2 separate regions of the Homo sapiens genome follow, and region 1 is linked to region 2. Evidence: read pairs that join two places in POLR2A ChIA-PET (ENCODE). Cell type or tissue: PC-9. All regions are shown on one strand. Links, peaks and the distances in the headings refer to the core of each region. The heading gives the core; the rest is flanking DNA. Region 1 has its middle 44 kb from the start of CITED4. Region 2 overlaps CTPS1 (CTP synthase 1).

Region 1 (14,977 bases), core at 3,489-11,488, 97 kb after region 2:
GATCTCGGCTCACTGCAACCTCCACCTCAAGTGATTCTTCTGCCTCAGCCTCCTGAGTAGCTGGGATTACAGGTGTCCGCCACCACACCCGGCTGATTTTTTTATTTTTAGTAGAGACGGGGTTTCACCATGTTAGCCAGGCTGGTCTCAAACTCCTGACCTCAAGTGATTCGCCCGCCTTGGCCTCCCAAAGTGTTGGGATTACAGGTGTTAGCCACCATGCCTGGCCAAAAAAATTGTTTTCATATACATATTTTTAATTGAGACAAGGTCTCTCTATGTTGCCCAGGCTGGTCTTGAACTCCTGGCCTCAAGTGATCCTCCTACCTTGGCCTCGAAAAGTGCTGGGATTACAAGTGTGAGCCACTGCTCCTGGCCTAAAATTGTTCTTATTGAAATTGAATTTAAAGTGTTGAGCAGGGACTGTGGCTCACACCTGTAATCCTAGTGCTTCCAGGGCCAAGGCAGGAGGATCACTTGAGGCTAGGTGTTCAAGACCTGGCTGGGCAACATAGAGAGATCTGTCTCTACAAAAAGCAAAAACATTAGTCGGGTCTGGTGGCACATTCCTGTAGTGCCAGCTACTTGGGAGGCTGAGTTGGGAGAATCACTTGAGCCCAGGGGGTTGAGGCTGCAGTGGGCTGTAGTCATGCCACTGCACTCCAGCCTGGGTGGCAGAGTGAGACCTGTCTCTATTTTATTCATTTATTTATTTTTTAAAAATAGAGACAGGGTTTCACCATGTCGCCCAGGCTGGTCTCAAACTCCTGGACTCAGGTGATCCACCTGCCTCGGCCTCCCAAAGTGTTGGGATGGGATTACAGGCATGAGCCACTGAGCCCAGCTGAGGGACCTGTCTCTAAATATAATACAATTTAAAAATAAATAAAAAGGCTGGGCGCGGTGGCTCACACCTGTAATCCCAGCACTTTGCCAGGACAAGGTGGGCGGATCACCTGAGGTCAGGAGTTCGAGACCAGCCTCACCAACATGGAGAAACACTGTCTCTACTAAAAAAATACAAAATTAGCCGGGCATGGTGGTGCATGCCTGTGTAATTCCAGCTACTCAGGAGGCTGAGGCAGGAGAATTGCTTGAACCCGGGAGGCAGAGGTTGCAGTGAGCCAAGATTGCACCATTGCACTCCAACCTGGACAACAAGAGCGAAGCTCCATCTCAAAAAACAAAATAAAATAAAATAAAATAAGAAATAATATAAAATAAAATAAAATAAAATAAAATAAAATAAAATAAACAAATGTGACTTGAGTACCCCCTGGTGAGACTGGCACAAAGTCCAAGATCATCCTTTGTGGGCAGTGCCTCTCCTCCCTCAACACTCTGACAATTTGGGTCATTCAAGAACAGCCAGAACTTCTAAAATCCAAGAGAAGTGAACCTGCTCTTTCACTCCCAAAATGGGGAAAAGAGTCTTAAAGCCCATGGGACAGTCATCTGATGCCACCTTCTCTGCCAGGGGGCATGGCTCTGGCTCTCCAGTGTGGCCCTCCTCACTCTGGTGAACTCTCCATCATGCTCTAAGCAGTGAGAGCCGGCGGGGCATCAGCCTGGGCACCACGCTGGGTCCTGGCTGGGACTCTTAGTGTCCCAGGACCCATACTGTGGGAGTGGGCCTCTCATTCCCACTTTGAAAGGTTTGGACAACTCCTCTTAAACAATAGATCCTGAGTTGCCCCTAAGCAGGGCCCAGAACTTAGAAACAAAAAAGTTCACTTGTGGGGATGGAGGTGGGTCATGGAGGATCCACCTTGCTTCCCACCTTACCCTCGGCGGGAGAGACAAGGGGGAGTTTTTGGAACCTTTTATGCTAAACCAGGAAAAAAAAATAATTTTTTAGCAGATTACTCCCATTTTCATTTTTTATGAAAGAGAAGTCCTGATTTTTTCTTTTTTATGTATTTATTTTTTCTTTTTTTAAAAAAAGTTTCTTTTTGTAACAATTTGTTATCTTCAGAATTTTAGGAGGTTTTGTGACATCTAGGAAAGTAGAAGAGACAGTAATTCTCTTTTTTTTTTTTTTTTTTTTTTTTGAGACAGAGTCTTGCTCTGTCGCCCAGGCTGGAGTGCAGTGGCGCGATCTCCACTCACTGCAAGCTCTGCCCCCCAGGTTCATACCATTCTCCTGCCTCAGCCTCCCGAGTAGCTGGGACTACAGGCACCCGCCACCACGCCCGGCTAATTTTTTTGTATTTTTAGTAGAGACGGGGTTTCACCGTGTTTGCCAGGATGGTCTCGATCTCCTGACCTTGTGATCCGCCCGCCTCGGCCTCCGAAAGTGCTGGGATTACAGGCATGAGCCACTGCGCCCGCCCGGCCACCGAGACAGTAATTCTCGAATGGGGATGTTACAGGAAAGGGGTCCCAATCCAGACCCCAAGAGAGTGTTCTTGGATCTTATGCAAGAAGGAATTCAGGGCAAGCGCACAGCGCAAAGCAAAAGCAAGTTTATTAAGAAAGTACAGTGGCAAAAGGACAGCTACTCCATAGAACAGGATGTTCCTGAAAGTAAGAGGAGGAATGCATCCACCTTAGGTGCCATGCTTGCATATATGAGATGTGCTCTGTTACAAGGGTTTGTGATAAATAATTAATTTTCTTAATTACTGTGTTTTGCAAGAATCGATTTTATCTTTAAAACAAAATTAGGAATGCCTTCATTCTCCAGATATCGAGATACCTGCACACTCCCAAGTCTGGGTTTGTTTTAGTAAACATTGTTAATTTGCTCCCTTAACCGTAAACATCTAGAGGCTAGGAATGCCTGATTTTCTGGGAAGGCAGCCCAGCAAGTCCCAGCCTCATTTTCCTTGCCCTCACTCAAAATGGAGTCCTCTGGTTTGAACACCTCTGACAGGGACCTTGAGACAGTGTTTTGGGGGAAAGTACTGTCCAATGACTATTTCTGAACAGTCGTACCTTGTCAGCCAAATATCTCTGTTTCTGGGTAACTGCATAAATCTGTTTTTTTTTTTTTTGACCTGTCTTCCTCTTGCTGTAAAGTTAGAAAAATAACTATGCAACCCTCCTGGTGTCAGAATATTTCATTAAGTAGCCAAAGGCCTCTGTCAGGTCTATAGCAGGAGCTCCCAACCTGCAGGCTGTAGAATTCTGGAAGGCTTAGAGTTGTTGCAAGGGATTAGAGGGTGCTCATGTTTATTGCATGTTTATTATAGAGGTGCTGACACCAGGCTGCCTGGGTTTGAATCTCAGCTCCACCAACATTGCATCTGTGTAATTTTTGTTTGTTTTGTTTGTTTTTTTTTTGAGATAAAGTCTCACTCTGCCACCCAGGCTGGAGTGCAGTGGTGCGGTCTTGGCTCACTGCAACCTCTGCCCCCCAGGTTCATGTGATTCTCCTGCCTCAGCCTCCCAAGTAGCTGGGATTACAGGCGTGTGCCACCACACCCAGCTAATTTTTTTTTTGTATTTTTAGTAGAGACAAGGTTTCACCATGTTGGCCAGGCTGTTCTTGAACTCCTGACCTCAGGTGATCCTCACACCCCAACCTCCCAAAGTGTTGGTATTACAGGCGTGAGCCACAGCACCTGGCCTAGTAGTGTGATTTTTTTTTCTTTTTTTTTTTTGAGACGGAGTCTCGCTCTGTCACCCAGGCTGGAATGCAACGGCGCAATCTTGGCTCACTGCAACCTCTGCATAATGGGTTCAAGCAATTCTCCTGCCTCAGCCTCCCGAGTAGCTGGGATTACAGGCATGCGCCACCATGCCCTGCTAATTTTTGTTTTTTTAGTAGAGACGAGGTTTCACCATGTTGGTCAGGCTGGTCTTGAACTCTGACCTGGTGATCCACCCACCTTGGCCTCCCAAAGTGCTGGGATTACAGGCGTGAGTCACTGCGCCTGGCTGTGTGTGATCTTAAAATGTGTTACTTGAATTCTCTGAGCCTCAAGTTCATTATTTATAGAGTGGGGGTGATACTAAAGGCATCTAACTCATAGATTTAATGTGAGAATTAAAATAATTAACATATGCAAAGTGTTTAGCTCTGTGCCTGACATAGTAACTAGCCAATAGATGTTTATTAATTACTACTATTTTTATTATTAATAGTACTACCGTTTATCAAATAGCTATTATTTCCCAGGGACTGTGTCAGAAACTTCACATTTATGATCTCAAATCCTCATGACATCTCCATTTTATATAAAATGAGCTTACATGACTTGCCCAATGCTAGACTGTTCCAGAACTTGTATTCGATACTGGTTTTCAAAACCTACTCTTGCTGGCTCTAAAGACTGCTTTCTCTGAACCAAATCAAACTATGCCTGAACCAAACTGTAGACTGATTATTTAATATGCCTCGTTTTGGCCAGGTATGGTGGTTCATGCCTGTAATCCCAGTACTTTGGGAGAATGAGGCAGGAGGATCGCTTGAGCCTGGGAGTTCAAGACTGGCCTGGACAACATAGCGAGATCCCATATCTACTGAAAAAAAAAAAATAACCAGGCATGGTGGCGCATGCCTGTAGTCCCAGCTACTCAAGCAGGAGGATCGCTTAAGCCAGGGAAGTTAAGCCTGCATTGAGTTCTGATTGCGTCATGGGACTCCAGCCTGGGTGACAGACAGACCCTGTCTCAAAATAATAATAATAAAGGGCCGGGCACGGTGGCTCATGCCTTTAATCCCAGCATTCTGGGAGGCTGAGGTGGGTGGATCACCTGAGGCCGGGAGTTCGAGACCATCCTGACCAACATGGAGAAACCCCATCTCTACTAAAAATACAAAATTAGCTGGGCCTGGTGGCACATGCCTGTAATTCCAGCTACTCGGGAAGCTGAGGCAGGAGAATCACTTGAACCCGGGAAGCGGAGGTTGCAGTGAGCCGAGATTGCACCATTGGACTCCATCCTGGGCAACAAGAGCAAAACTCCATCTCAATAATGATAATAATAATTAATATGTCTTGTTTTGTGGATACCCAAAACTTGGACACTAGTCAAGTAATTAACAACCATTCCAGCACAGGGCTGACCATCAGAATGGAGGCTGGCCCAACCCCAAGCTAGGGGTGAGAGGCGGGCAGCATTCTGGTCCTGAGCCAGGCACTGCTGCTTTAGTTACTGGATCATGGGGAATAACAAAGTAGTACCAAAGCCCATGTCCTTGCCTTAATGATATAGGGTGATATGTTCTTTTTCTTGTTCATCTAATAATAATTATGCTGGCCATTCTCTTTTCTCATAAAATGTCCCTTCCAGGAGTGAATCTTTGGATTGGCCCACTAGAGACCTTTCCCCTTGAAGCAAGATTGTAATAAAACTCTGATATGTACTTGTGTTGGAAAAAAAAACTCTATCCAAACCGTGTTTTTCTCCTACTCTCACACACCACAACAATCAACAGAGAAGACTTCTGTGATCAAATGTGAGGGGAAGTTTTCCTGAGACACCAACCAGCGGACAGCAGCTGGATGTCCTCCAATTCAATTCCAACACTGTCTCTTTGCAGATAACGTGAGATCCCACAGTTGAGAGCTCAGTCCCCAGGACGGTCCTCCCATCCCTAGACACTTCTCTTCTCTTTTTCCCTAGTCCCTGGGAAATAGTTGCAAGTCCGGGCCTCCAAAACTTCCTGAAGCCAGTGCGGGGATTGGCTTCAAGTTGTGGTCCCATGACCCCCTTTTTGGGTTGGATTAATTTGCAGGAGCGGCTCACAGAACTCAGGGAAACATGTTAACTGCTTTATTATAAAGGATGTTACAAGGGATACAGATGAAGAGACGTGGAGGGCAAAGTATGGGAGAAGGGACTCAGAGCTTCCATGTCCTCCCTGGGCACATCACCCTCCAGGAACCTCCACGTGTTCAGCTACCCGGAGCTCTCCCAACCCAGTCCTCTTGGGTATTTTTGTTTTGTTTTTTATTTTTATTTTCTTTCTCTCTCTTTCTCTCTCTTCTCCTTCCTTCCTTTCTCCTTCCCTCCCTCCCTTCTTTCCTTCCTTCCTTCTTTCCTTCTTTCTTTCTTTTTTTTTGACAGAGTCTTGCTCTGTTGCCCAAGCTGGAGTGGAGTGACATGATCTCGGCTCACTGCAACCTCTGCCTCCCAGGTTCAAGAGATTGTCCTGCCTCAGCCTCCCAAGTAGCTGGGACTACAGGCGCCCACCACCACGCCCAGCTAATTTTTTGTGTTTTTACTAGAGATGGGGTTTCGCCATGTTGACCAGGCTGGTCTAGAACTCCTGACCTCAGGTGATCCTCCTGTCTTGGCCTCCCAAAGTGCTGGGATTACAGGCTTGAGCCACTGTGCCTGGCCATGTTTTCTCTTTTTTTGTAGACAAGTTTTTGCTCTGTGGCCCAGGCTGGAGTGCAGTGGCATGGATAACAGCTCACTGCAGCCTTGACCTCCTGGGCTCAAGTGATCCTCCTACCTCAGCCACCCAAGTAGCTAGGACTAAAGACTTTTACCATCATGCCTGGCTAATTTTTTAATTTTTTTTTTGGTAGAGGCCAGGTTCCATTATGTTGCCCAGGCTAGTTTCAAACTCCTGGGCTCAAGCCTTCCACCTCAGCCTCCCAAAGTGCTGGGGTTACAGGTGTGAGCCACCACACCTGGCCCTTTTGGGTTTTTATAGAAGCTTCATGACATCAGCATTCCTTTCCTCAGTGTGTACAGGGTCTTAATACTCATAGTCAGAAAGGTGGGGGTAGATTAGAGGCCTGCCTTGGGGCAGATGAAAGGAGGGCAGAAGAAAGAGAGATTCTGTTTCCTGAGGCCTGCCCCTGAGGCCTAACACGCCCAACATTGTAACAAAAGACTGTAACAAGGGCTATGGGAGTTATGAACCCGGAACTGTGCACAAAAACCAATATATGTCATAATACCACAGTATACTTAACAGAAATGTCTAGAAAGTTGTTTTTAACTGTGGAGAGGTTTCCCAAGAGTTGGGCAGAAATGGGACTTAGAACAGAGTAGGGACAGATGTATTTCAATAATTAAGCTAATATGGCCACAGGTCCCAGCTCTGAATCAGCCCTGAATGCAATACCTTTTAAATTCATCTAGACCGTGTAGATTTTATTGTGGTTAGTACAATACAAGACCTGATTTCACAATAGCTTATTGACATTATGTATTTTGTCAAACAATGGCTAATGTGACATTATTTATGTTAAAAAGGCAAGATCCACTGATGAATGCTAAAAGAGTGAATGAAATGTTAAGGAGCAACACAACATTTGGATAGCCTTAAAGCATTTTCTTCAAAATATTAATGACCATGGTGGTTTTAACAGATGTCCACAGATTCTTTGATACACCTCCTCTGGGAAGTGGGACTTAATTCTTTTCCCCTTTGGTGCGGACTGGACTTAGTGACTTGCTTCTAGAGTATGGAAAGAGGAAAAATGGCAACTTCACAACAGAGAAACTTGGCAGACATAACCTTAACCAAGTGATTAAGGTTAACATCACCAGCAACAAGTTATGCTGATCTCATATATCCCCAGATATTATTTAAGGTGAGGGATGCTTCCCCCTCTGTGGTATTCCCCAAAATCCATGACTCCAGTCTAGTGAGAAATATCAGACAAAGCCTCAGGGACATTCTACAAAATTCCCAACCAGTACTCTTCAAAAGTGCCAATGGGGCTGGGCGCGGTGGCTCACACCTCTAATCCCAGCATTTTGGGAAGTTGAGGTGGTGGATCACTTGAGGTCAGGTGTTCGAGACCAGCCTGGCCAACATGGTGAAGCCCGCTCTCTACTAAAAGTACAAAAACTAGCTGGGTGTGGTGGTGCATGCCTGTAATCCCAGCTACTCGGGAGGCTGAGGCAGGAGAATCACTTGAGCCCAGGAGGTAGAGGTTGCAATGAGCCGAGATCTTGCCACTGCACTCTAGCCTGGGTAACAGAGTGAGACTCTGTCTCAAATAAATAAATAAATAAATAAATAAATAAATAAATAAATAAAATAAGATAAAATAAAAAACTGCCAATAAGCCAGGTGCAGTGGCTCACATTTGTAATCCCAACACCTTGGAAGGCCCAGGCAAGAGGATGGATTGAGCCCAGGAGTTAAAGATCAGTCTGGATAAGATGGAGAAACTCTGTCTCCACAAAAAAAAAAAAAAATTTTTTAAATTAGCCAGGTACGGTGGCAGGTTCCTGTAACCCCAGCTATGTGGGAGCATCCCTCAAGCCCAAGAATTCTAGGCAGCAGTGAGCTATGATTGTGCCACTGTACTGTAGCCTGGCTTATAAATTGAGACCCCATCTCTAATGAAAAAACAAAAACAAAAAACACCAAAGAAAAGTGCCAAGGTCATGAAAAAACAAGACCAAGAAATTGTCACAGATTGGAAGCGAGTAAGGAGACATGATGGTTAAATACAACATGATATACTGGCTGGAATCCTGGCACAGAAAAAGCACATTCATGGAAAAACTGGCAAAATCTAAATAACATTTGTAGTTGTGTAGTTAATAGTGTTGTGGTAATGTCAATTTTTTTTTAAGAGAGTCCCACTCTGTTGCCCAGGCTGAAGTGCAGTGACACAATCATAGCTCACTGCAATCTCAAACTCCTGGTCTCCAGTGATCCTCCCACTTCAGCTTCCCAAAATGCTGGGATTACAGGCAAGTGCCACTATGCCCAGCTGGCAATGTCAATTTCTTAGTTTTGATTTTCCTGCCATGGCTATGTAACAAAAAGGGAAGATGGGTGAAAGTTATATGGGAACTCTCTGTTCCCTTTTACAACTCTTCTGTAAATCTAAAATCATTTCAAAATAATAGATTAAAAATACCAACAGGAAGCCTGGTGCGGTGGCTCACATCTGTAATCCCAACACTATGGGAGGCTGACGTAGGCGGATTGCTTGAACCCAGGAGTTTGAGACCAGCCTCAGCAACATACCGAAACTCTGTCTGTACAATAATAATAATAATAATAATAATAATATAAAAATTAGCAGGGTGTGGTGGTGCTCGCCTGAAGTCCCAGCTGCTCAGGAGACTGAAGTGGGAGTATCTCTTGAGCTCAGGAGGCAGAGGTTGCAGTGAGCCAAAATCGCGCCACTGCACTCCAGCTTGGGTGACAGAGTGAGACCCTGTCTCAAAAACAAACAAACAAAAAAACCAACAAGAATAATAAAATCACAAAGCCTTCAAATTCCCCAATTAAACAAACAAGCAAACAAAATGTTTTCACAAATATTGGGAACTGCAGTTTACACAACATGCAAATAGCTCGATGAAAGAATCCAACAATAATACTAACAAAAAGCAGGAGGTCATGCAGATGTTTCCAACCATCCCAATGCATGTGCAGTTGAGTGCAATGGATGTCCTCCTTCTTTTCTCTTGAGACAGGGTCTCACTCTGTCACCCTGGCTGGAGTGCAGTGGCATGATCTCGGCTCACTGCAACTGCTGCCTCCTGGGCTCAAATGAGCCTCCCACCTCAGCCTTCTAAATAGCTGGGACTCCAGGTGTGCACCACCATGCCTGGATAATTTTTTTTTTTTTGGTATTTTTTGTAGAAATGAGGTTTTGCCGTGTTGCTCAGGCTGGTCTCAAACTCCTGGACTCAAGTGATCCACTCACCTCAGCCTCCCAAAGTGCTGGGATTACAGGTGTGAGCCACTGCATCCAGCATGAATGTTCTCTTCTGGGCTGGCAGTATTCACACTCAGAACTGTGATCTAGGGTTAGAGGGCAGCATGGACAAGTCCAAAGCTTGAGGTTTCTCAGTGGGTCAGGGTGGGAAGACGGAAGGTAGGTTCTGTGTGTTCCAGCAGGAATGGAGGGAGGCAGTGGATTAAAATAATTAAATCAAATAATTAAATGAAGATAATTCACACATGAAAAGTGCTTAGCCCTGAGCCTGGCATAGTAACCAGTCAATAAAAGTTTATTATTATTATTATTGTTATTTTTGAGATGGAGTCTCGCTCTGTAGCCCAGGCTAGAGTGCAGTGGCACGATCTCGGCTCACTGTAACCTCCACCACATGGGTTCAAGCAATTCTCCTGCCTCAGCCTCCCATGTAGCTGGGACTACAGGTATGTCCCACCACGCCCGGCTAATTTATTGTATTTTTAGTAGAGACGGGGTTTCGCCATGTTGGCCAGGCTGGTCTCGAACTCCTGACCTCAGGTGATCCCCCCATCTTGGCCTCCCAAAGTGCTAGGATTACAGGCATGAGCCACCACGCCTGGCAATAAACATTAATTATTGTTATTAGTAGTAGTAGTACCATTTATCAAATACCCACTTTTTTCTAGACACTGTGCCCAAAACTCTGCATCCATTACCTCAAATCTTCACAACATCCCTGTTTTACATAAAGTAAGCTTACGTGACTTGCCCAAGTTAGACTGCTCCTGAACTTGGATTCAATACTGATTTGCATAGTAGCCTCCTGGGCCTCAGTTTATCAAAAGGTAAAAGGCTAGAAATGGCCCCAGAAAAGTGGGATAGCCCAGTGGGGAAAACCTAGGGCTTTGAAGTCAAAGAGACCTTCCTACCTTCTTCACATGGCAATGGCCTCCGTCCTTAACACATCCAAGCACATAGTACTCAGTTCACAGTAGTAGAGCAGGGTCATATTTGGAGCTTTTTAATTGAGCCTTTTTCTTCCTCACCAACTTTTTTTTTTTTCTGTTTAATGGCCCTTCACCAATTGTCTGAAGGGGCACTGGAGTATAGCCTGAGAGAAAGAAGTCATTGTTCAGCCTTGAATGTCAAATGGGACTCTTATAAAAGTCCAAAGCAGAATTATTTTAAAGATCCAGGCACTCAACTACAAAGTCAATATATACAGAAGAGACACATTTTTTTCAAAATCTTCTCTTTAAATATCAAGAGATTTATTAACAGATCAAGGAGGATAAAAAGTAAAAGGAAAAAAAATCAAGAGATGAAACTTGGATGACCCAAGGAATAAAAGTTTCCCTGATGTCATCAAGTAGGTAATTTCTCAGGTCAGGCAAGAAACTCTTCCTGGATGGACTGAGAAACATAGAAAAGAGAGCAAGTGCCTGGGATTCAGGTCTCATCTGCTTAGGGTGAATGCCCAGTGGAAGGAGTAGAAGACCAATGAACTAAGGGGCGTATGCCTCCTTCCACGGGAGGTGGAATGGCTGTGAGGCCTATTGAGGGAGAGAGAGAAGCAACGTTCTCTCTGGCCCAGCCCCACGGCTCCCCATTCCCTCCACGTACCAGTTCTGAAGCTATCAGCCCTTGTCCCCAAACCTATCCCTGTATGTGCCGTCTGGTGACGCTGGGGCTGGCATTGGGGCCCACCCTATTTCTGTTCCGTCAGCTGTTTCCAGGATAGGCTCTGCCAATAGGGGACCCTGGAGGGTGCAAGGCGGTCCCAGGAAGAAAGGTCTCAGCATACCGTTCCATCCTGTCACCATCGCCTCAGCGATGGCCCTTCATTCACCCTGGCAGAGGAAATTGGTTCCAGCAGCAAGCGGTTCTAGTTTCTAGGTTTTCCCCACCTTCCCAGAACCAGCCCCACTGTGGCCCCTCGGAGACACCAGCACCAGTTACAGCCATGCCCTCCTCCGGGTCTGGGTCCCAGCTGCTAGGTCCTGACACCTAACTTCCTCCCTTGTTCTCCCTTCCCTAGGGGTGGTGTCTGTTTCCTGCAGTTACTACCTCCGCTCTCATGCCGCCGGCTTTTCCATCTGTCAATTAATGTTTAGTCAGTTCTTTTAAAAACATTTAAAATTTTTTGTTTTTCTTTGTCTCCATCAAAACTCCTGTTGAAATAGTCAATTCTTTCTATTCAATTCCCTCTCTTAAAGCAACCAGTCTGCTTTCTGTGTTCCTGATGAGACTGACTCATACAAACGTCTGACTCCCCTGAGGCCTTTGTGGGTCATGGGTAAGCATCAGAAGTTTCCAGTAGGACACATCTAAGCCCTGAGGAACCTGTGAGAGGCTTGGGGTCAGGATGAGGAGGGCTCAGAGCACACAGCTCTGGCAACAGACACCGTGGCTGGAGGCTTCAGGAGTGACGTATGCCCAGGCCCAAAGCCAGAGAGGACCAGTGACACCAGCAGAGAAGCAATGGGGAGAAGCTGGCACCAGACACCACAGAGGGCAAGGCAGCCCATAGGGCCATCAAGCCCAGAAGCCTAGGCCCAAGCCCATAGGTGTTAGGTAAGGCTCCTCTGCCACCCGATGTGATCCTTGGACAGAAGGAGAAGGCACCACCGAGAGACGAGCAACCCTAACAGCAAGTTCAGATCCTGAGCTGACGATTTTTCCAAACAAGACTAAATATTTTTGTCTAAATTTTTTGGTATTGACATAATTTCAGATTTATAGAAAAGTTGGAAGAGTAAGGCAAAGAATTCTGAATCCCTTCATCCAAATTCCCTAAATGTTAACATTTTACTATATCTGCTATATTCTTCTGTGTTTGTGTGCACATGTGCATGTGTATTTTTTTCTGAAATGTTTAAAAGTTGTCCACATAGTGCCCTTTTGTTCCTAAATACTTTAGTGTGTATTTCCTAAAAACATGGACGTAACCCTACATATCCACAGTATAGTTATCAAACTTGGAGAATTGGCCGGGCATGTTGGCTCACACCTCTATAATCCCAGCACCTTGGGAGGCTGAGGCAGGAGGATCACTTGAGGCCAGGAACTGGAGACCAGCCTGGCCAACATAGTGAGACTCCCTATCTTAAAAAAATTTTTTAGGCCGGGCGTGGTAGCTCACGCCTGTAATCCCAGCACTTTGGGAGGCTGAGGCAGGCGGATCACCTGAGGTCAGGAGTTCGAGACCAGCCTGACCAACGAGGTGAAACTCTGTCTCTACTAAAACACAAAAATTAGCTGGGCATGGTGGTGGGCGCCTGTAATCCCAGCTGCTTGGGAGGCTGAGGCCGGAGAATCACCTGAACCTGGGAGACGGAGGTTGCAGTGAGCCGAGGTTGCACCATTGCACTCCAGCCTGGGCAACAAGAGCAAAACTCCGTCTCAAAAAAAATTTTTTTTTAACACGAAAATTAAAAATTGGAGAATTAACATTATACAAGACTATTATCTAACCTGTAGACTTATTTCAGATTTTACCAATTGTCCCCAAATGTCCTTTAAAGCAAAAGAAAATGCACGCTCTCCCACTGCATTTAGTTGTCATGAAAAAATACATTTTAACCCAGAAATAAATCAGGGGAAGAGGAGTTGTGATCGCGTTGGGTTCAGTTGTGGAAGGAAAGTTTTATTTCTGCAAATCTGAATCATACAGTATAAATGCTGACCCTGCTATGTTAGCAATTAATAATAGCGTTGATGATAATGGTAATAATAGTTCATGACCCTTTCTGTCCTGGATCTTTATCTGTTTGAGATACAGTTGTAGTCATTTGGCATCAGCCAGTTGCTCCATGAAAAAAAGGTTTATTGAGACAATGTAGCATACGGCAAACACAGAAGTTGCAGGGTTAGACAGACCTGGGTTGAAAACTGGCTTTGCCTTGCTGGTGGTATGACCTTGGACATGGTTTGAACCTTACTGAGCCTCCGCTTCCTTGCCTTTAACATTGAGAAGGGGTAGGATCTGGAGTCCAACAAATCTAGGTTCACATCTTTGCTCTGTGCTTGCTAGTTCTGGGCCCTTGGGCAAGTGCTTTCATCAGGTTGCATTTTGGTCTGCTCATCTGTAAAATGGGCACCTTGCTGGGATATTGGGAACAGAGATGATTTTTGTATGAAATCCACCTGGTTCATAGTAGTTCTTAGTGAATGGCTATTTTACTTTATTTTTTGATAGGATCTAATTCTGTCTCTCAGGCTGCAGTGCAGTGGTACAATCATGGCGCACTGTAGCCTCGACCACTGGAGCCCAGGTGATCCTTCTGCCTCAGCCTACTGGGTAGCTGGGACTACAGCCACGTGCCATCACGCCCAGCTAATTTTTGTATTTTTTGTAGAGTCAGGTTTCACCATGTTGCCCAGGCTGGTCTTGAACTCCTGGGCTCAAGTGATCCACCCACCTCGGCCTCCCAAAATGCTGGAATTACAGGCATGAGCAACCACACCTGGCCATTAAATGTTAATTGTATCAGCCCTTCCGAGTTGGGGCATGTGATTCTTCCTCTGTGAGCCTCAATTTCTTCATCTGTAAAACAGAGCCAGTAGTACCCATCTTTTGGTGTGAAGAATGAGAAGTGAAGGTGGAAGGGCTTGGTGCTCTGAAAAGCCTGGTGCCTTGTGGCCCTGGCAGAGTATGTGATTGGTGGGGCAGTGACAAAAACAGAAAGTGCTTTGGAATCCTGGGGCCTGCCAGGAATGTGGGCAAACCTGTTCCATCCACTGCTGCCCCAAGCTCCAGACTCTCCCATCTTCTCCCCCAATCAGGTTCCCTCCCCCATTCTTTGGGTGCGTCTTGGCTTGTCCTGCCTGTCTTCTTCTAGGAAGCCACTCAGTCCTGCCTCAAAGAAGGGAGGAAGGATGTCACCTTGTCCTGGGCAAGTTATTGGGCAAGACCAGGCAGCTCCAGTGCTAATTTAATGCTGGGAAGAGAGTCGGGGAACCTGCAGCTCTGGCCAGCTTTCCCCCAAGGAATCCCAGCCCTACCAGCCTCCTCCCTGTCTCTGGCACATACCAGTTCACAGCCAGATCAGTAGAGCAGAGGTGTACAATGGGGAGGCTCTGGCCTGAGAAGAGGAAGCCCCTGAGAGCATTCAAAGGGTCAAGAGAGGACTAAGGCAAGACCTCTTGGGTAAGAGGGCCCCAGAAAGAGAGCCAACCCTGGGACCAGCCAAGGGAGGCAAGAGGTGGGTGTGTTTCCAGAGTGGACAGATGTCCATTCGACCTCCTGCCTTGATGGTGGAGTCGTACAATGGGCCAGGCCCTGTGCTGAGCTCTTGACATGATACACATTATACTTATCTTATGGAACCCTCATATGTCCTAGGATCCCAGGGCCTATCCCCCTTGGATAAAGGAGGAAACTGAGGCCCGGAGAG
Region 2 (14,977 bases), core at 3,563-11,562:
TATTCCAGACCCCAGATGACTGACACTCCCTCATTTGATACCTCACCAGCAGAATGCGTACTTCTGCCAACACAGTCCACACAGTTATCTCAAAGGACATTTACATTTCGTGGCAGTGCCCACAGTTATTGCACTTTATGAACCTACAAACCCTGTCACTTAATAGACAAACATTCGACGTCTATTTGGCAATTGTTCCAACTTTGAAGGAATTCCAGAATAAGCAGCAATCAACAAAAAAAAGTTCTCTAAGCAGTGTCAGTTTTAAAGTACTTCCTGATGAAAACCTGAGGCTCTGCAGAAATGACAAGTGCCACATTGTTGTATCTGTCCCTTCCTTCAAGATCTCCAAAATTTACAGCTACATCAAACAATAGGGTCTAAGAATTCAGACCCTCCCCTTCCCCGCCCCAGAACTGGTCAGACTGGCACCAGAATGTAGTAATCAGTATTGAGACAACTGCCCAGTGACCATGCTCCCCAAGCTGTCATCCCCAGGGCAGGACTGGGAGGTGCACTGCAACTTGGAGGAAGGGCTGCCCATTTGATACCCACAATGACCTCACTACTTTCTTTTCTCTCTCAACCTCTGGATTATATTCAAGACCTCACCACTTTCATTCCTGGCAGATAAAAATTTTCAGCCCTAAACTTCCATGATATTCTTGCAATCGCAGTGTGTTATCACCATGTTTTTAAAAACTAAAACTTTAAAGTACCACTTACGCTACAAGATCAGTCATGATTTATTGATGGAAACTTCAGTTCGGTGATTTCAGAGTCAGGGGAGCTGCTTCCACTCCTGTCACTATAGGTGTCCCTGTAGAATTCAGATGGTTTACGCATCATCTCCCACCAAAAACTCACTTTACGTCCCTGTTTTTGTAACCACGGTTCCTACAGGGACACTTGCCTGCACATGGCAGGAATCACAAAGACTGTTTGCTACATAATATATTTAACATGAAACTGCAGAAAGATTTCCTTCTTCTAGCTACAAAAGATATACATTCCATTTATACTTCAGTCACACACCCTACCACCAACTCTGAGTACTGGTTCTGGATAAAGGTGGCAATGGGACATAAACCTACCCATTGTGGCTTACTTCCCAGGAAAAACTAGTTCCCCTTAACATGGACCAGAGGGTCCTACGCCAAGTGTGATCTGGTCAGCACCACCAGAGCTCAGATGCTGCAGAAAGGGGGACCTGGCCAATATGCCAGGGAAACACCGTGAGAAAGCTCCGGGAAAGGAGAGGAAACTTTCACCCCAGGCGCCTGTGGCTTTTTTTTCTTATGACTGACTGTGACGTGTTGCTGTAATGAATCAGCGACCACCTAAAGGACTAGAGAAGACTAATGGATTACTGAAGCAAAGAGTGCGCCTACCTGGGTGAGAGCCTGCAGCCTTTCTGGAGGTAATGTGAGAGCCGCCCCACAGAGGCCAGGAGGAGGCCAAAGTATGGTGGGGAGGGCTTGATAGGCCTGGACAGGAACTCAGGGTGGTACTGAACCCCAACAAAAAAGGGATGATCTGAAATAGAGATTCAAAAGAAACAGCTTCATTGTGAAGGTTATGCACAAAGTGTAAAAGAACAAAATCTGCTTAAATGTTTGTTTCCATAGGCCCTAAAATAATTTGAAAATGACTTTCTCATTTGAATCTAGATAAAGGGAACCTCAAAGCATGAGTGATCTGATACCCTTTCTCAGCACGGTTTGTGCTGTCCCCTCCTGGCTGAAGGCCTCCTGTCCAGGGTCCCGCCCAAGACCCTGGCTCCCAGGATTTCTGTAGACTGAGTCTTGCGGTTCAGGAGAGGGCTGAAGTGGCTTTAGTACCAACTCCAAGCATTTTGGAGAAGGAGAAACTGCGGCCAGAAGTTAAATGGCTCCCCGAGGAAGGCCATGTACCAGAAAGAAGTTTCTAGAGTCCAGACCCCATGTTTATCAAGACCCCTTCCCTCATGAGACAGTGCTGCTTCCTAATTCTGTTAGGTCAGGAGCAACAAGATAACATTTTTATATTTTCCCATATGCCAAGAAAACTTTACTAAGTTTTCCATTAAATAAAACTGCCCGAATAATCACCTTCTAACTCCACAATTTCCATTCTCTCTCCTTCAACATCTTGGCCAACAAACTTCAAGCCTTGTTCTTCCAAACACTTTTTCCAGACTGGATTCACCTGTTGAGGCATGAAAAATAATTCTGCTGGTCTCTCAGCTCACTATCTTTCCAGAGTACCAGCAAGCTGGAATCCTCACCTCAAATCGGTGGCGGTGCCTCTCTTCCAAGTAGTCTGCGTCTCCATAGAGTTTCCCTGGCAAAACAAACGGGCTGTATGTAAAGAACTTTATCTCACAGGATGATGCGTTCACAAAGACATCCTCCTTCCTGCTTTACTTTTCATCATCCACACAGCCAGGTCTTTTGAGGGCTATTTCTATGAATCTGCTAAGGTCACCTGCTCTTAACAACACAGTTTAGACTAATTCTTGGGCTTTTGACTCTTTCTGACAACACTACAGAAAGCTGTAACAGAAACAAGACTCTCACCACCACCCTCAAACACATGATTGCAAAGTATGGGCACTTTGCTGCTAGAAAACTGCCTTGGAAAGCAAATCAGGATGTACGAAACGGCAAGGCCCTGGGAACGTGGCAGGATGGGAGGCATTTTAAGAGCTGCACAGATGACCTCTGATGATCATTCAGTTCCAATCATGGTCATCAAAGGTCATCAGCCCTCAGTGGCTGCATGTGAACAAGCTGGACATTTGCGAACGGGCTGCTCTACTGACTCATTTCACAGTTGCCTCGAGATCCCCAAATCCACAGAACATCAGAGTTGGTAAGAGAAAGATCCGATACTCAAGTGACTCCAGCTATGCTGCTACAGAACGCCCAGACAGACACAAGGGTGCCTCTGCTAATACAGTAAAGGCAGAATTTTCCCAGTAGACAAGAAGGAAATCTGTGTAATAGTCATTTTCTTAACTATTTTCCTCCGAAAACTACCCTAAACCTTCAGCATCTATTAGTACTTTATTAGAACAGAATCTACTTAGGCTGAATCATATGAAATTGCCATCTTTGTGTGACAAAAATTGCCAAACATCAGCAATTGATATGGCTGGTCTTAATAGGAAAGTAACCGATAAGGATGAATGTAACCTCACTGCCTCATTCTGTTGAGGCGCCCATGCCTAGGAGTCTGACTGCACTGCCAGTGTCCTTTCTAAGACCCACACTGCTTCTATGGCTATCACAGTGCATCCTAAAAGGGTATGAATAAGAGAGGAAAGAATGAACTTCAAAAGCAAGAACGAAACCAAAAAAAGCCAGCCTGCTCCTCGAAGCCACAGCATCACCCTAAGACACGCGTCCTGGGCACGCAGAGCCAAAGGCTGGGCCAGCGTGAGGCAGCTCTTACTCATGACTGAGTTCTTGGTCTGGAACAGGGTTCTCCTCTTGCCCAGCCTCATGGTTCCGCCCATCTGCCCTGGGTTGTGTTCTGGCATGTCTACGACCTGGAGATGTTCAGAAAACAGACACCAACTACAGAACTCTGCTTCCGCTAGAGAGAAACCTCCCTCGCTGAGTGGGTGGCAAAGGCTTGTAAGTAAGCTCTAATTCTCCAGGCTTTCCTTATGAGACATTTTGTCACAGAAGAAAATGCCTCCCAGTTGGCATTTGTAACCTCGGTTGGGTGGAGGCTCCGTCCTTCAGCCTGTCCTCCTGATCTGCAGACAGGACCACAGCAGCCCCTCCTCAGGCTAGTCCCGCCCCAGCACTGTGGACGGTAAGCATCACTTCCTTAGAAAGACTGATACAGTAGCACAGACACGGACTGGATGTGTCATAACATGTCTGTCATCGCCCCAGCTAGCCTGATGACTGCTCAAAGGCAAGGGATGCAGGGCTAGCACCCTGCAGCTTAGCAAGCATCTGAGGACTGGGTGGGCCATGCACTGATGGCCCAGTCCACCTCTCAGCCCAGCGTTCCCAGGCACCTTCTGATTCCAGGCTCTCTGTGCCCTGTTCCTCCTGACCCCAAAGCCCCATGCTGCAAAACATTTGCTGGTCCACTCCTGAGGCCTTAGTATCAGCAAAGTTCAATTTCAGGTCAACAAACACAGTGATGCTGTCTAAGTGCCGTGAGATCAAGAACTTTGTCCGTCTCATTTAGCACGGTGTCCTCAGTGACAAGGGCAGTCCCAGCATATAGTACGCATTCACATTTGCTGACTGCTGAAAAACGTAAATAAGTGCCCTTCCCTTTACATCCCTGTCACCCTGGGCTGGGAATTCAAAGGTGATTAAAGGCATCGTCCCTCCTCCATGTGCCTAACAGTACAGCGGGCTGAGAATGCCACATGCCCTCGGCATGAAATCTAACGCAAGGTACGCCAGCCTGGAAAATCTTTGGATACGGTTAAGCCAACCAGTGCTCCAACCCAGCAGTTCTCCCAGGACTATGGCTGGGGATCCCATGAATTAATATAAAATATACATATGAAAGCAGTGAGAGCAGCGGCTGGCACACAGTAAGTACACATGCCAGGGTCTCATATTAGTATCTATACTGTGTTCTGGGAGTTGAGGGGAGTAGGGATGGAGAAGAATTTTAATCAGGAATCCCCTCCAGTTTCCTGGGCTGGTACCTGTCTTAAAAACTTTCTGTGGTCAATGAAAGATTAGGGAGGAATTACATAATGAAAAAGAAAAGTTTTTCCTCTCTGGTAGGTCTGAGTGCCCAAAACCTCAGGGTTCTTTGGGATGGACTCAAGCAGTCTCACTTCTTGTCTCTAATCATCAATCACGTTCATAAATGCCCCTTCTACACCCTTCTAAGCCCTGTGGAGGTTCAAACACTTGACTCACCACGGGATGACTGGTCGTAGGGTCAAACTCTGTAGAATTGGCATCTGAAATACCAAAATACTTGTTATGAAAATAGTTACAAACGAAAGTGATTAATAGTTTCATTGCTAAGCTCTAAACACAACTTCCCTCCTCAGTTTAAGATCAGTGATTAGAACAAAAACTAAAGATAGCATCCCCCTGACCTCATCCCCAGACGAGATCTCACTGTTGTCCAGGCTGGAGTGCAGTGGTGCGATCATAGCTCACTGCAGCCTTGAACTCCCAGGTTCAAGCAATCCGCCAGCCTCAGCCTCCCAAGAAGGTCAAACTACAGGGGCACACTACCACATCCAGCTAATTTTTTTTCATTTTTTGGAGAGACAAAGGCTATATTGCCAGGCTAGTCTCAAACACCTGGGCTCAAGCAATCCTCCTGCTTTGGCATCCCAAAGTACTGGGATTACAGGTGCAAGCCACCAGACCGGCAATAAATAGCATTTTTAAGACATAAAATACTCAACCCACACACACGTGAATTTTTTTACGTTAAGTATAACTCTCTGGAAAGTCAATCAGTACAAAATGGGAAAATCAAAACTAATGGCATAACCTAGTAATTTTTAATTAGATACTGTATCTTTGACAGTTTTTTTTTTTTGAGACAGAATTTCACACTTGTGGGCAACAAGTGTGGGCAGGCTGGAGTGCAATGGCGTGATCTCGGCACCAAAACCTCCACCTCCAGGTCTCAAGCGATTCTCCTGTCTCAGCCTCCCGAGTAGCTGGGATTACAGGTATACACCACCATGCCCAGCTAACTTTGTATTTTTAGTAGAGACGGGGTTTCTCCATGTTGGTCAGGCTGGTCTCGAACTCCTGACCTCAGGTGATCTGCCTGCCTCGGCCTCCCAAAGTGCTGGGATTACAGGCGTGAGCCACTGCGCCCCGCCTGTGACAGTTCTTATATTGTTTGTTTGTGTTTTAAGACAAGAGTCTCACTATGTCACCCAGAATGGAGTGCAGTGGCACAATCTTGGCTCACTGCAACCTACACCTCCAGAATTCAAGTGATTCTCATGTCTTGGCCTCCCAAGTAGCTGGGATTACAGGCGCACACCACCACACCTGGTTATTTTTTGTATTTTTAGTAGAGATGGGGTTTTTCCATGTTGGCCAGGCTGGTCTCGACCTCCTGGCCTCAAGTGATTAACCCAACTCAGCCTCCCAAAGTGCTGGGATTACAGGCCTGAACCACCATGCCCAGCCAAGTTTTTATATTGTCTTAATGTTTCAGACTCTTGTCTCTCTGAGATAAACAAGTACTATTTCTTCTATACTTCTTTCATCTTCAGCAGCTAATACAAAGCCCTACTCAACTGTTTCACTCAATAGCTCAGTCAGAAATGAACTGATTTCAACTCAACCTTTCTAACCTTCATTGAACTTACCGTCTAACCAAAGCAAAACCACTAAAGACCAAAAGGCAAAGGACCAAGTTCCTGGTACTATGTGAACGCTGGGCACTGTTCTCCTCCTGGCCTGAACCAGGGTCCAGTCTCAACTGAAGTGTAAGCTCATCACCAAAGCACCTACCCATTTGGGAACCTAAGTGAGAGGCAGAGGTCTGGGGCTGTGAAGGATCCAGGGAGACCAGAAAGCCAGCTCTGGGGTGGCGGGTGATAAGACAGTGCCTCTCAGGACTCAGAAGCCAGCACTCAAGGGCATGCTGTCTACCAAACTAAGCCACACCGCCAGGTCACTGTGAAGCAGCCTCTCAGGGAAAGGGTGAATGAAACCCAGCCCTAAACCATATGCTGGCCACCAGAGTCACTTGTTCTTTATAAAGTCAAACTGCTTTTACATTCCTTCAGGTTACTTTATTTTCCACAGAATTTACAAGGTCTTTCTGAAAATCTAGTATTTGTCGGGTGGGCTACAGAGAATAAATGGGCTGTGGTGGACCATTCCAGGGTGGCCCCAGTGCAGCATGCTCAGTCTTCACACCCATGTGTGTTCTCCTCCCCTGCCGGCTCGGGGCTTGGCCACGTGACTTGTTTTGGCCAACGGGACATCAGCAGGCCTGATAAGTGCCTGCATAACAGGCCTGTCATTTTGGAGTCCAGCTGCCCACCCTGTGTGAGGAAGCTTGGGCTGGATTAATGAATGATGAGCCACTAGGTGGAGACAGCATCTTGACGTCCCGGCTGGGCCGAGCTCACAGCTGAACACAAGGCAGGAGTGTGCCATCTCAGATAGTACACCACGTGCAGCTGAAACCCAGGCACTGAGCCAAACCACAGAATACTGAGATGAGAAGTCACTGCTGTTGGGAGCCACTGAGCTTTAGGGAGGTCTGTCACATAGTAATACACAGCTAGGCGAAGAGCTGATATTATCTGAGCATTTCCCTATTTTCCAGGCACTACTAGAGACTATTTACATACATTATCTCCCTTAATCATGTGAAGTACGTACCTTTATTACTCCCATTTTACAGAAAAAACGGAGGCCCATAAAGGCTAAGTAAATTGCTTAAAATCACCCATAAGCGGTAAGGTTGGAATCTGAGCCCAGTTTCAATAGCTCCAGAGCCCAGGTTCTCATAATAACTGCCCAAGCCTCACTTAGGACAAGGACTTCACACCAGGCACCAGCTTCAGGATGGTGGCCACGGTGATCAAAGTGACAGAATCTCAAGAACAGGAACACAGAGGCAGAAGGCAAAGGAGGGAGTCTGGCTGTGCTCCCTCCTTCCTGCATGGAGGAGCCGTGCTGTTCCTCAAGAGGCAAGGCAGCTCCCTTACGGCACACCATGAGGTGCTAGGAACCCAGGCCTGCCCTTCTCCAAAGCTCCTGATCACCCAGGCGGCAACAGGCCTCATATCCTCCAGAAATACACAAGCGGGAATTGAATGAGTGTCTTAATGCACGCTTACCTTGCCATCCCAGCACGTTTCTTGAGAATTCAACCACTGCCAACTGCATCCCTAAGCACACGCCTTCCAGTCGGGGGGAAAAAACAAACAAAACTCCATTGAAAAGGCAGCTCCTACTTTTCCCAGCAGCCTCTGCAATGGCCTTTGTGTCCTTTATTTGGAGAATTATAATTGCAAACTCATAACTTCCTGCTATGAACAAGTACTCTCTGCTGTTACACTTTACTTGTATTAGATTTCAAAAACTGCATGTAAAGTAGATGAAAATTCTAGATTTGCAAAGTTATCCGATTTTAGAAGTAAGTGATATTCTATTCAGTACTTTTTTCCCCCCAGACAGGGTCTTGCTGTTGCCCACTCTGGAGTGCAGTGGAGAGATCTTGGCTCACTACAGCCTCAAATTTCTGGGATCCAGCAACCCTCCTGCCTCAGCCTCCACAAGTGTTGGGTTTACAGGTGTGAACCACCGTGCCTAGCCTCAGTACTTTAAAATTCAAGTTTTCTTACCCTCTCTCATTAAGTTTTTATTTATAATTGTTCAAGTTGAAAATTACTAAAATGTACAGCACCAGGAGGCATGCAAAATCATTTTGTCCAATTACAGTCAGCTGTTGTGCCAAGTGAGCAGATATAAAACTCAACCTCACGTGTGCTACAAACAGCTGGGTTCATTAAATGGACAGGAATTCACAATTCATTCTCTCAAAATTCCACGACATCTACATGTAGCTCATAAGCATAAATAAGCTTTCCAAGACTGAATTTGTCTCTAAAGAGAAAACATGAAGGCTTCTACTTGAGCTCCTATCCACAAAGACAGCATGTTTCAGTAATCCCCCCACTTTGTTCATAGGCTCCCACGTGGCACCGTTCCCCACTCTTTCCTACTCTTAAGTGAAGACTGCACTGCAGAGCTCCTTACCCAAAAAAGGCTTTTTCTGATTCCGAGCCCAGGCAATTGCTTGGATTTTTCCTTCTGTTCCTCGAACACCAAATCCTCCTGGAACCAGCACTCCACTGCACAAAAGAACAAACCACAAAGGCAATTCCCCTTTTCTACCAGTCCAACTTGCAATAATCGCCTAACGGGCCATTACCAAGACACTGAAGCCATGAATTAACCCCATACATTGTGCTACTGTGACAATGAATTGTATGTAAACACTATCAACTTAGAAACTGCATATGAAACTATGGACTTTTCTTAGTAACTTAAGAACATGCTTATTGCAAGTGAAAAAGATAGTATACATAATTGTAATACTGCCACTGCACTATCTTTGGTACTGAGTTGTTCACAATTTTTTTTTCTTGAGACAGGGTCTCACACTGTTACCCAGGCTGGAGTGCAGTGGTGTGATCACAGCTCACTGCAGCCTTGATCTCCCAAGGAGCTGGGACCACACCCAGCTGGTTTTGTTGTTTTTGTTGTAGAAACAGGGTCTCCCTATGTTGCCTGGGCTGGTCTTGAACTCTTGGGCTCAAGCAATCCTCCCACCTCAGCCTCTCAAAGTTTTAGGATTACAGGCATGAGCCACTGTGCCCAGCCCAAAATTTTAAATACATATATTAATATTAACAATTTATCTTACCTCTTGGCTTAAAATGCTCCCCTAAGGGGGCCTTTCTTCATCAGCTCTGTGTGCCGTACTGACCAAGACACTCAGAAGAAGGTGTACACCTCCGTAATATTCAACTGTTCTAGTGAACCAGAAATTCTTGCTAATGTTTTACTATTATAAATAACAGCTGCCAAAACAACTGATGAGACTCTACTGATGGGTACTCATCAAATGTTCTGGATGAAAAATCCTTAAATGAGCCTCATCAATAGATGCATATGGCAAACAATATCAAAATCAGAGCAGCTTTTCAGATCCAATGATATTGACAAGCTGCATTTTTTAAGGATTAAATCAGATGGCATGTAGTCTTTTCAACAATTAAAAAATATTTTAACAAGTCAATTACCTACTACTGGCACATGAAAACAAGAGGACTTTTTCATTAAAACAAACCAAAAGAACTCTGGAAACCCAAGGCAGCGAACTCTACTCACTGAGCACTACAGAGCTTCTGCCAAGCTTCGTGGTAGCGCACGGGCTCTTCTTGCGAGGTGATGGGCTCCAAGTCCGCAGAATCTATGTACTGGATGTTATTCAGACAGGGGAGAAAAGCAGGCTCGTGACCCCAGGCTGTGCGTTCTTAATTTTTAAATAATATTATCATTTTATCAAAGTTGTCTTTCTTGATTCTGGCTTTAAAGTGATCATCTTAATACTGGCTTTAAAGTGATCAACTTAATATATTTAATAACTTAAACATTTTTTAAATATGAGGTTTTAAAATACAACAGTTTCCTTCAAAATCATTAAATTCCCAAATCTCTCTCTTTCTGCACTCTACTGTGTTCAGGATCGGGTCTCAGCTAAGCCTCTGCAGCAGACTCTAGAGGGCTTTCTGTTCAATGACAGCCTCCTCAGCCCATCTTCCGCCCAGCTTTTGTGGGTTTTTTCTTTTTCTTTCTACCATATTGAAGCATAATTCACATACAATAAAATACAAGCATTTTAAGTGCATACTTTGAAGAGTTTTGTCAAACATACACACCAAGATATAGAATGAGCCGGGCGTGGTGGCTCACACCTATAATCCCAGCACTTTGGAAGGCCGAGGCGGGTGGATCACTTGAGGTCAGGAGTTCGAGACTAGCCTGGCAAACATGGTGAAACCCCATCTCTACTAAAAATACAAAAAAAAAAAAAAAATAGCTGGGTGTGGTGGCATGCACCTGTAGTCCCAGCTACCCAAGAGGCTGAGGCAGGAGAACTGCTTGAACCTGGAAGGCAGAGGTTGCAGTGAACTGGGATCATGCCACTGCACTCCAGCCTGGGTGACAGAGCGAGACTCCATCTCAAACAAAACAAAACAAAACAAAACAAAACAAAACAAAACAAAACATAAGTTACCATCTTCCCAGAATGTGCCCCTCTACCTCCTACCCCAAACAACCTCAGATCCAATTTCTATCATCACAGATTCGTTTTGCCTCTTATAGAACATCATATAAATGGAGCCAAATAGTATATAACCTTTTGTGTCTGGCTTCTTTTGCTTAGTGTTTTTGAAGTTCATCCATGTTGCTGTGTTTATCAGTTGTTTGTTCCTTTTCTTTTTTAACTTTTTTTTGCAGAGACGGGGGTCTCGCTATGTTGACCAGGCTGCTCTCGAACTACTGGTCTTAGGCGATCCTCCCACAGCAGAGCCTCCCTAAGTGTTGGGATTATGGGCTTGAGCCAGTCAGTGTTCAGCCTGGTTTCTTCCTTTTCATTGCTGAGTGGTTTCTACTATATAAATAAACCATTACAAATTGATCCATTGACAGGCTATAAATATTTGGGTTGTTTCGAGATTTCAGCTATTACGAATAATTTGTCCATTTGAATAAAAATCTTTTTTTGTGGACGTTTTCAAGTCTCTCAAGTGAGTATCTGGGAATGGACTTATTGGATCACACGTCTCTACCTTGATAAGAAACTACCAGACTGTTTTCTAGTGTGGTGGTGCCATTTTACACTCCCGGCAGCAAGGTAAGAGCTCCACAGCCTCTCTAACACTCAGCCGCTCTAGGGGGTTTGTGTCACTATCTCATTGTGACTTCATCTGCACTGATTTCCCTAACTAGAGGTGTTGAGCACCTTTTCGTGTTTATCACCTACATCTTTTTTTGGAAGTGTCTGTTCAAATCTCGTGCCCACTTTTTAAATTAGGGTGTTCACCACTTTTCTACAATCTCCTACCTAAACCCTGCAGTTAGTTTCCTGAACCTCAGGGTAAGACCCAGATTTGGCCCAGTTCATGGAATTGTGGGCAGGCCCTCACCAGCCTGTCTCCAGACAGCCTCCAATTCACAATTTCCATCCACAGTGTTTCCAACTGCTCCACATCTCCAAGCCCTTGGACGTGCTCTATCTATTCTAACAGGAATGCCCCTTCCGAGCCTTCTCCATCCTACCCAACCCAACCTGGTGTCCCTCCATGAGGAAGTCTGCCTTCCTCATGTGTCTGCCACAGCAGGTTCAGCCTCTCCTATGTGCTCCTTCCTTCCTAAGAGACTCAATATTCCTTAAAGGCGGAGACCGTTGCCTTTTCATCCATCTCTCATCCTCTGCCACCTGACAAACACATGGCAGCCACAGACTAACTCCAAGTGGATAAAATAAATGAATGATGGAAAGAACTAGCAAATAAGAAGTCAGGGCTGTGTAATGGGATTTAAATTCTTAAAACTCGTACAACAGGCCATTCTGCAGGAACCTGTCCAGCAGCACAAAGCAAACTAAACTCTCACGCTGAGAAACACCTGGGAAGTAGAAAGCAAACCCCAATGTGGGGACAGCTACATGGGGCCTGTTTAACAACCTCAGCACTGAGCCCCAACTTTACCTCTGACCTTCATCTCTTCCTGAAAAGCTTCAGCTGATGGGCCAGGAAGAAAAGGAATAAAGGGGACAGGCAGAAGGGAGGGTTTAACGACAGCTGACATAGTGCTTACCATATGCCAGGCATAATTCTCAGCACTTTGTATTCATGAACTTCTTACAACAACCCTAGGAGGAAGGCACCATCACCATCCCTTTTTAACAATGTGGAAACTGAGGCACAAAGAGGGTTAAGTAAGTTGTCTAGGTCTCACCGCTTGTAGATGACAGAGCTAGAATCTGAGCCCTGGTCACCGGGCTCAGGCATCCATGTTTTTTTTTTTTTTTTTTTTTTTTTTAGACAGAGTCTCACTCTGTTGCCCAGGCTGGAGTGCAGAGGTGCAATCTCGGCTCACTGCAACCTCCACCTCCCAGGTTCAAGCAATTCTCCTGCCTCAGCCTCCCAAGTAGCTAGGACTACAGGCACATGCCACCATGCCTGGCTAATGTTTTGTATTGTAAGTAGAGACAGGGTTTCACCGTGTTAGCCAGAACGGTCTCAATCTCCTGACCTCGTGATCTGCCCACCTCGGCCTCCCAAAGTGCTGGGATTACAGGCATGAGCCAACGCGCCTAGCCACGGCATCCATGCTCTTAACCATGACACTCTACTGCCACCCACAGACAAGCAGGGCCATGCCCCACCATTCCACCAGCTCAGCTGCTGCCCGCCATGGCACAGACCAGAACACAGTAACTACCATTTACTGAGTGCCTGCCCTGCATCCCAGAGAAACCTCACAGCTCCGTGAGGTCAATACTGTCATTCCCACTCTGCAATAAGTGATAAGCACAGGTTAGGAAAGGCAGCCCACATGCCAACAAAGTCTCCAAGAGCCTCCAGCTATCAACTGTGCAGCATGCCTGTGGTCCATCAGTGGTCCCCATTTCCACAGGGCATTTTATTTGGTTACCTGATAGTCATAGCCAAGAACTCAAGTCTCTCTCACCCTCTCCTCTAGCCATCTCTCCCCTTCATTAATTCCTGAAAATGCTCTACTGTCTTCTCAAAGCCACGAAGCAACCACAAATCTTTTTAATCCTTAAAAAGTAATTCCTTAAAAAGTAATTCTGAGCTCCAAACAGAAAGCAGATATGACACAGCACCTACGAGACTACAGACTGCTTCCCTGCTCATCCTTTGGCTGTACCTGTGCCACCCTCCTTACCTTGATTTCCAATTTGTGGTTGATGGCCAGTGCAGAATGCTCCAGAGCCTTAATGACAGAGGCATAGGAGTCTGAGAACTTCGTGTATTTGCCCACAAGGGCAATAGAGCAGGTCTCCAGCAAGCGATCATATCTATCAAATAAACGTCAAGAAAAACCCAATTACTCAGAAGGTACACGCTATCATGAGACCAAAATAGCTATTTCAAGGGAAAAAAAACCACGTCTGGCCAGGATGAGCTCACGCCCATAATCCTATAATCCCAGCACTTTGAAAGGCTGAGGCGGGGGGATCTTGAGCCCAGGAGTTGGAGGTTACAGTGAGCTGACTGCACCACTGCACTACAGCCTGGGCAACAGTGTGAGACCCTGCCTCAAAAAACCCCCACAAAAAACAACAAAAACACACCTGGGAAGAATATAACGGGAATAGCTATTATCTGAGTTCTGTGTACAGACCAGTAAAGAGGAAGTAATTTTCAGATCAACATGGCAGGCTTTGTAAAGAAAAATTTTTTTTTTGTTTTTGTTTTGAAACTTACAAAGAGTTTCAACGTCTCACACAAATTTGCCTACAAAAAATTTTTTTCATACCAAAGACCAAAAAAAATAACAGACATAGACAATTCACAAGAATTAATGGGGTGAAGGCAAGTGTCAAACAAATTATGGGACATTCACAAAATAGAAAAGTCCACACTCATTAAAAGTTTTCATTGTAAAATATAATAACAGAGCAAAATGCTTATAATGTTTTATGAAAAAGGATGATAAAACTGCCATTCTGATAGCTATATGTAAGCAGACAAAGACTGAAAGGAAAATGTTGAAATGAAAAATGATTCTCACAGAGCAACGGAATGAGTATGCCCTCTCCAAATGCTTCTAGGCCATCATATTGATCTTGCAACTAAGATAAGGCCTGCCCATTGCTCTAAGACACGAAGTGAAGATTTCTGAAGGAATGTGACAGCATCACCGAGCCTTAAAAGGATGTAGTGGAGTAGGCAGCAACACATCCCCGTCCTAATGTGATCCCTTTCTGGTGTGGGGTGAGACACATTCCCAAACACAGCTCAGAACTCTGGAGTGGTACCCAGGAGTGCTCCAGCCACTGTCAGCCATTCGTGTGGGCTTTGGATATGCACACTCACCCGCTGCCACCAGGACGCCCATCTGCACTGATCTAGTTGGTAAGAGACAAGCGTGTTAAGACATAACCCGAACTCATTGTCTGGAGGCCCGGCACCTGGCCTGGCCCTATCAGGATCTCCTCATCTGTGCCACAGCTACGTGACAGCTAAGATCCTTTCTGAACATCTCTTACTACAAAGGCTCTTCTAATGAGTGGATGGCAGAAGTGCAAAAGTACAAAAGTGCTAGGGCTAGAGTCGGCTTCACCAGCCCTACAAAAGAGTAAAGGAGGCTAGCACTCCCAGCTCCTCATTGCAGGCAAACCTGTCAGCCATCTCTTTCCATTTCATCAGCATTTTTCTTGGCTGCCTCTCAATAGGAAGGTCAAG

What was found. ChIA-PET counts read pairs that join two places held together with the same protein. Peaks named below come from ENCODE experiments on the same cell type or tissue, not always from the same donor. Only the 100,000 strongest peaks of a DNase experiment are listed, where the experiment ranks them.
Region 1: POLR2A ChIA-PET joins it to region 2 with 17 read pairs; 2 of 35 experiments call an interaction of 5 or more read pairs at or near these places.

Annotation. Positions count from the first base shown.
Region 1 is chr1:40,899,053-40,914,029 of GRCh38, reverse strand. No RefSeq gene overlaps it. Among named protein-coding and RNA genes, the nearest start is that of CITED4, 44 kb to the right of the region's middle. RefSeq lists a silencer at 11,219-11,513 and an enhancer at 14,783-14,977. In PC-9, for the core only: no CTCF peak of the experiment used is centred there; a DNase peak (open chromatin) is centred at 6,909; H3K27ac peaks cover 3,652 bases.
Region 2 is chr1:40,996,004-41,010,980 of GRCh38, reverse strand. It overlaps CTPS1 (CTP synthase 1), which reads right to left. Exons shown (of 19, transcript NM_001905.4): 8 at 14,913-14,977; 9 at 13,455-13,587; 10 at 9,864-9,952; 11 at 8,727-8,821; 12 at 7,805-7,867; 13 at 4,887-4,930; 14 at 3,436-3,532; 15 at 2,267-2,322; 16 at 2,091-2,187; 17 at 1,392-1,536; 18 at 727-820. The coding sequence ends at 736. Among named protein-coding and RNA genes, the nearest start is that of SLFNL1-AS1, 11 kb to the left of the region's middle. RefSeq lists a silencer at 3,758-3,958 and enhancers at 2,897-4,096, 6,841-6,990. In PC-9, for the core only: a CTCF peak has its summit at 6,979; a DNase peak (open chromatin) is centred at 7,150.